2 separate regions of the Homo sapiens genome follow, and region 1 is linked to region 2. Evidence: read pairs that join two places in POLR2A ChIA-PET (ENCODE). Cell type or tissue: GM12878. All regions are shown on one strand. Each heading gives the region's core, and the rest is flanking DNA. Links, peaks and the distances in the headings are about the cores only. Region 1 has its middle 5.6 kb from the start of LINC02539. Region 2 has its middle 56 kb from the start of TNFAIP3.

Region 1 (2,918 bases), core at 314-2,813, 67 kb before region 2:
CTTCTTTGAACTTTCTTCACTTTACTTCCAGAACACCATGGTCTCCTGGGTTTCCTCCTATCTCACCAGACAGCTCCTTTGCTGGCTCCTCTTCTCCTAGGCCTGTTATAGTTGATGTGTCCCTGGATGCAACCCTTGGCCTCTTCTGTATCTACACTCACCCACTGAATGATCTCATCCAGTCTGTTCTGCTCTCATATAACATAGTGTTTGTAAAAAAAAAAAAAAAAAAAAAAAAAACTCTGTGCCATGCAAAATACACACGGTAACAACCAAAGGTCTTATGCAAAAAATGTGATTGGGGCACAACACTTAAAAATGTCAGCAACTGGCCGGGCATGGTGGCTCCCACCTGTAATCCCAGCACTTTGGGAAGCCGGGGCAGGCAAATCACTTGAGCTCAGAAGTTCAAGACCAGCCTGGGCAACATGGTGAAATCCTGAATCTATTAAAAAAAAAATGCAGAAAATTAGCCGGGTGTGGTGGCATGCCCCTGGAGTCCCAACTACTCAGGAGGCTGAGGTGGCAGAATCACCTGAGCCTGGGATGTCGAAGCTACAGTGAGCTGTGACTGAGTCACTGCACTCCAGCCTGGGTGAAGGAGAGAGATCTTATCTCAAAATTAAAAAAAAGAAAGAAAGAAAGGAGATAACCTGATAAAAAGAATGGCACAGTTTCATACATATTAAATGGTTAAAAAATGAATAAATACTACAGTAAATCTCATAGTCTACCTTGACAAAGACCGGAAATTTGCTTGGGAAGGATTGCAGCTTATGAGTTAGTGTAAAGTGGTGGAAGGAAGGTTTTCTGAAATCAGTGGGGAAGTTACACCAACAGACATGAATAGGTGTAGCTCGTAACAGGGTGAACCGAGGTTAGCTGGTGGATGTTTTGAGGTGTGCTTGTGTGAATAATTTGAGTTTTTCTATACAGTTTGGTTCACCTGAGTGCAGTTTTTAATGCGTTCACTTAGTATTTCTTCCAGAATCAATAGCACATATGCAAATGCAAAATTTGCATTACGTTTAAATTGTTATTGAATATATTTATCTGTATTAGGTCTTCAAAGACTGTTTCTGAATAAAGTCACATTCACAGGTAACTGGACTTAAGATTTTAACTACGTTTTTGGGAGACATTTCAATCCATAACACAAAATATGTCCCCACATTTCTAGAAGTCCCACCTAATGTCTCACAAGGATCATTTTTTACCTTTTTATTGACAGCTACCCACAGTAAGAAAGATTCTCTGCCTCATCTCCCAGTGCACACACACACACACACACACACAACTGAAATGTTTCACAAAACTTACTTTGTGTGTTGCGATCAGATATTTTGTATTCTACTTGATCTACCATAGAAAAGAAAAAATGCTAGTCATGACCCACTCATTGATTTTATGACCCACTGATTATTTGTGACCTGCATTTTGAAAAACACCACTCTAGAATAAGGAAAAAAGTTCCTATCTTTAAGATTAGGTTAGGTTTTAAAAGATTGTTCCCGAGTATTTATTTGTAAGTAAAAAGCATGTGATTATTGTTGATTACATTGCACAGGATGCGATTTGATTTGCTGTGTGATAGACTTTTAGTCTTCAAAATACTTTTCACTGTTTTAAGGTTCATTCCATTTGCATTTCCAGCAGGCTTTCTCTCTCTCTGTCTCTCCCACTTTATTATATTATCTCACATTTGGGTCATTTTGTAATCGTTAACCTCTTCTTACCCACTGCTCTATCACTTACCAGACTTGACCGGGTTAATAGTGCTTATTAGTGTGTCCATGTCATCATGAATGTAGGAATGGGCAGGAAGCTAAGGGCCAATGGCTAAATGAACACTTGACTTTCACCATCTGTCATCCTGCAGATTTGAAAGTGGAGGTGCTTCTGCACTTTCAGCCGCTGCATGGTCTTTGTGGCCTTGGTGGTTTTTACCCTCCCTCCTCTTGCAGCCCCTTTGCATAGAGGGCTGTTATTAAGGAGTATAAACCTTGTCAGTGGGTAGCAGGTGCCAGCTCCTGCCTCCAGTGTTGCTTCTCACTCTGCCCCCGAGGTTGCATTGTGCCAGCCAAGGCCCTGAGGCCACTCTGCTAAAATGGGAAAAGTACCCCCAGCCTAGCCCTGCTCCCAACTCACTGGATAATTCCAAAGAAATACAACTCTGTGCTCCCAACTGCTCAGATATGTCATGGGAGATCAACCCTCCTTCAATGCTAATTTTGGAAAAGAGCATATTGCAAGTTTAGAGAATGTGCCCCTGTCATATCACATATTCATTGCAAAGTTAGAACCTAAACTCATGCTCCTGATGTTCCTGGGAGCTTTTCCATAAGCTATAATGACTCTTCACCTATTTCACAATATTGCTAAAGGCAGGTCCCGTTCATCTTCAAATAAACTGGGATGAGTAAAACTATTCATGAAATACTTACAATTTGCTAAAGATACTCAAGTCCTCAATCTGGTATAAATCTTAGCCAAGTTGTGATCTTTCTTTTCTCACAATTCTCTTGGCATTTTTTCCCAGCAACTTCTCCCCAACTACAGCCCCCCACCTCCACTATAGCTCACATTTCTCACATTTGAAATGAGAAATCTGAGCTTCGATCTCTCTGGTAGAACAATAAGAACAACCATTTTCCCTCTAGACTAAAATTCTCACCTCTCACAGTTCTAATCTTTCTAAAATTCAGCTCTGTGAGAATTGATGTATCCATTTAATGTGGTTTGCTTTTTCATCCTTAAAACACTGTTTACATTGATAGTGCTTTGCAAAATCTTTGTAAATCTGGATAGTGCTTTGTAGAATTCATATATATCTTTAAAATATTAAATATATATATGAATATCTCTTATGTGCTCATATAATAAATGGGGCTGAAATACATGAAATTACAAAATTTTTC
Region 2 (2,918 bases), core at 102-2,601:
GCTTGGTGGCGCGTGCCTGTAATCCCAGCTACTCAGGAGGCTGAGGCAGGAGAATCTCTTGAACCCAGGAGGCAGAGGTTGCAGTGAGCTGAGATCGCGCCATTGTGCTCCAGCCTGGGAGACAGGTGAGACTCCAAAAAAAAAAAAGAAAGAAAGAAGGAAAGAGAGAAAGAGGGAGAGAGAGAGAGAAAGGGAGGGAGGAAGGAAGGAAGGAAGGAGAGAAAGAAGAAAGAAAGACAGAAAGAAAGAAAAGAAAGAAAGAAAGAAAAGAAAGAAAGAAAGAAAAGAAAGAAAGAAAAGAAAAGAAAGAAAGAAAGAAAGAAAGGAAGAAAGAAAGAGAAAAGAAAGGAAAATACCTTTATTAGTTAGAATATTTTAAAAACAAATGTCCTCATCCTGCTTCTAGCAAGACCCCAGAGCAAGCTGATGCAAGTGCTCATTGGTCACCTGCATGTTGCAATTTGATATTTACAGTTAGCACCCCTACCTCGAACTCTTCCTCATAACCTATATATGGCTGTTTAAATTACCATTTTAGTCCTTAAAGTCAAGCAGTATCTGTATACGCAAAATTATATTCCTAAAATCATCGTACGTACGTTACCATTAACAATAGCTTAAGGTTATTACGTGAGTTATAGTTTACACTGAGATTCACAGAATTATTTAACCTGGATGGCAGGTTGGACGTATTTTGCACCCATTTTGCAGATGAGGAAATAGAGGCACCTTTGTTCAACAGTCTTTCTCAACAAAGATTAACCCAGATCTTTAGACTTGTGGACCTGCACCACCAGCCCATTCAAATATCTGCTTGCCTGCTGCCATTCCTAGGATAACTGATTTGGACTTTGCTACTTATCTATAGATTCTTTCTGCTTTAAAAGTGTAGCATAGCTCTAGATCCACTGTTTGCCCAAAAACTTCCCTTATCTACCTTGCCCACACTAAACTCCCCTTTCTCTGAATGCCCACAACACATCCTCTTGACATTGCTATTTTGTAATCCATCATGTTCTTCCTTGAAACAACTCTTAAACTCTTACTTACCTTTCCAAATGCTTACATCTTGTTGCCCCCAACTAGATAGAGCTCCTCAAGGATCTTTTCCTGTCCATTTGCCCCATACTCCCTTGCAGACTTGGCACACAAGTTCTCATATATTTCTGGTTTTATTGATTAACTAAAACACTTCAATTTCTCTCCCTAAACCTCTGGGAAAAGGGAAGAACTCCCCAAAGCGGACAACCACACTGACAAAGCCAATGTTCTGCTTCACAATTCGGCATGTGACCGTCCCTGCCAAGACCCCAGAAATTAATTTATTATTTAACCAAAGCCAGTGATTATTGCATAATTTCATCCTTCCAATCAAGAATGCTGCTCTTTATTTAATGACTGAGACCTACTTACTTAGCTTCCAAATATGGTAGTAATTACTTGATATACAGATTAATGCATTCCCAGGCTAGTGCCTTGCACAGAACTATCAAATATAATTGGGGTTTCTAACCTTGTGACACAGCCCTACAAATTGCCTTCTTTATTTCCTTTTCTTAAAAAGTACGTTCAGTCTACTCTGGACTTTCCCATCTGTCGTCAGGTGACTTCCTGCTCTGTTAGCTGACCGTGAGTCACGTCGTTGCTGCACAGCACGTTCAGTGAGGCTGCCTCTGCGTGTGAGGCGACCAGGAGAGGAAAGGACAGACTTGAGCTATCAGACCTCTCTCCTGGTGGGATATTGTTTGTTTCCCCTACCCTGTTCATTTAAAACCTCTCAGTTATAAGCTTTGCTCCTCAGTTTATGCCTCTGTGATGATGCTTCAAGAGACAGGGAAACCAGTTTCCTACATTCCAAAATAAAAATGACATTTTAAAAAGTCTATCCTTTTAGGCAATGAATCATTTATCCGGGCAACCCCTTTCGTCAAGGGTCTTCTTCCTTTCAGCCACATTTCGGGGATGTCTTCTGTAAGGCAAACGGTTGTGACCAAGTGCGTACTCTGGAATCCAAATGATGCAAGTAGAGTTGAAAAGGAATTTCAAAATTACAGGAAAGGAGCTATGAGGGTAGAGAGGATGGGTTTAAAATACAAATAAGGAAACTTTGTGGATTGGGGAAGTCATTGGAGCAAAATAATGGGGAAGTTGGAGGCTCAAGAATAAACAACGTCTAGAAAGTTAGAGGAGTCTGGAGGGCACTTTTGCCTTCTGCAAATATCTTGTATATTATTTTGCTACGTGGGGGCTTAAATTCATTCTCATTAAAAGAAGATAAAGGAACAGTAACACTAGCCTGTCTCATCTGATGTTTTTAGGTTTGTTTGTTTTTATTATTATTATTTCTTTTTAGAGACAGGGTCTTGCTCTGTTGCCCAGGCTGGCATGCAGTGGCATGATCATAGCTCACTGCAGCCTTGAAATTCTGGACTCAAGCAATCCTCCCACCTCAGCCTCCCAAAGTGCTGGGATAATAGGCATGAGCCGCCATGCCTAGCCTGTTTTTAGTTATTATTTATTTTTTCTTTTTTGGGACAGGGTTTCACTATTTGGCCCAAGCAGGCTTAACACACTTCCACTTAATATGCTAATAAAGTAATCAGTATTTGGATAAAAAGTTGGCTAAACATAGAAATAATAATCTAAACTCAATGTAATAATTTACAGATCATTTGGGGATTCTAAACAGGACACAGACATCTATTAGCTGAATAATAACTAGCATGTGTATAGCCAACTTCTTTATGCCAATCTTTCTGGATTGGTGATATTATGGATTTGTGTTGGAGAAATAAATGTATCCATTAACATTTTAGATCAGCACTTTTAAGCCCCAAATAAAAAAGGATATGCATTGATTAGGGTTGTATCTTTACAACATTCAATGAAGTTATTCTTGGCATCCTGTTTTGGAGAAA

The links. ChIA-PET counts read pairs that join two places held together with the same protein. Peaks named below come from ENCODE experiments on the same cell type or tissue, not always from the same donor. Only the 100,000 strongest peaks of a DNase experiment are listed, where the experiment ranks them.
Region 1: POLR2A ChIA-PET joins it to region 2 with 9 read pairs; 7 of 35 experiments call an interaction of 5 or more read pairs at or near these places.

The regions. Positions count from the first base shown.
Region 1 is chr6:137,743,138-137,746,055 of GRCh38, forward strand. No RefSeq gene overlaps it. Among named protein-coding and RNA genes, the nearest start is that of LINC02539, 5.6 kb to the left of the region's middle. RefSeq lists a silencer at 1,905-1,964. In GM12878, for the core only: no CTCF peak of the experiment used is centred there; a DNase peak (open chromatin) is centred at 1,844; H3K4me3 peaks cover 682 bases; H3K27ac peaks cover 813 bases.
Region 2 is chr6:137,809,961-137,812,878 of GRCh38, forward strand. No RefSeq gene overlaps it. Among named protein-coding and RNA genes, the nearest start is that of TNFAIP3, 56 kb to the right of the region's middle. RefSeq lists enhancers at 1,482-1,741, 1,772-1,891. In GM12878, for the core only: no CTCF peak of the experiment used is centred there; a DNase peak (open chromatin) is centred at 1,621; H3K4me3 peaks cover 582 bases; H3K27ac peaks cover 1,540 bases.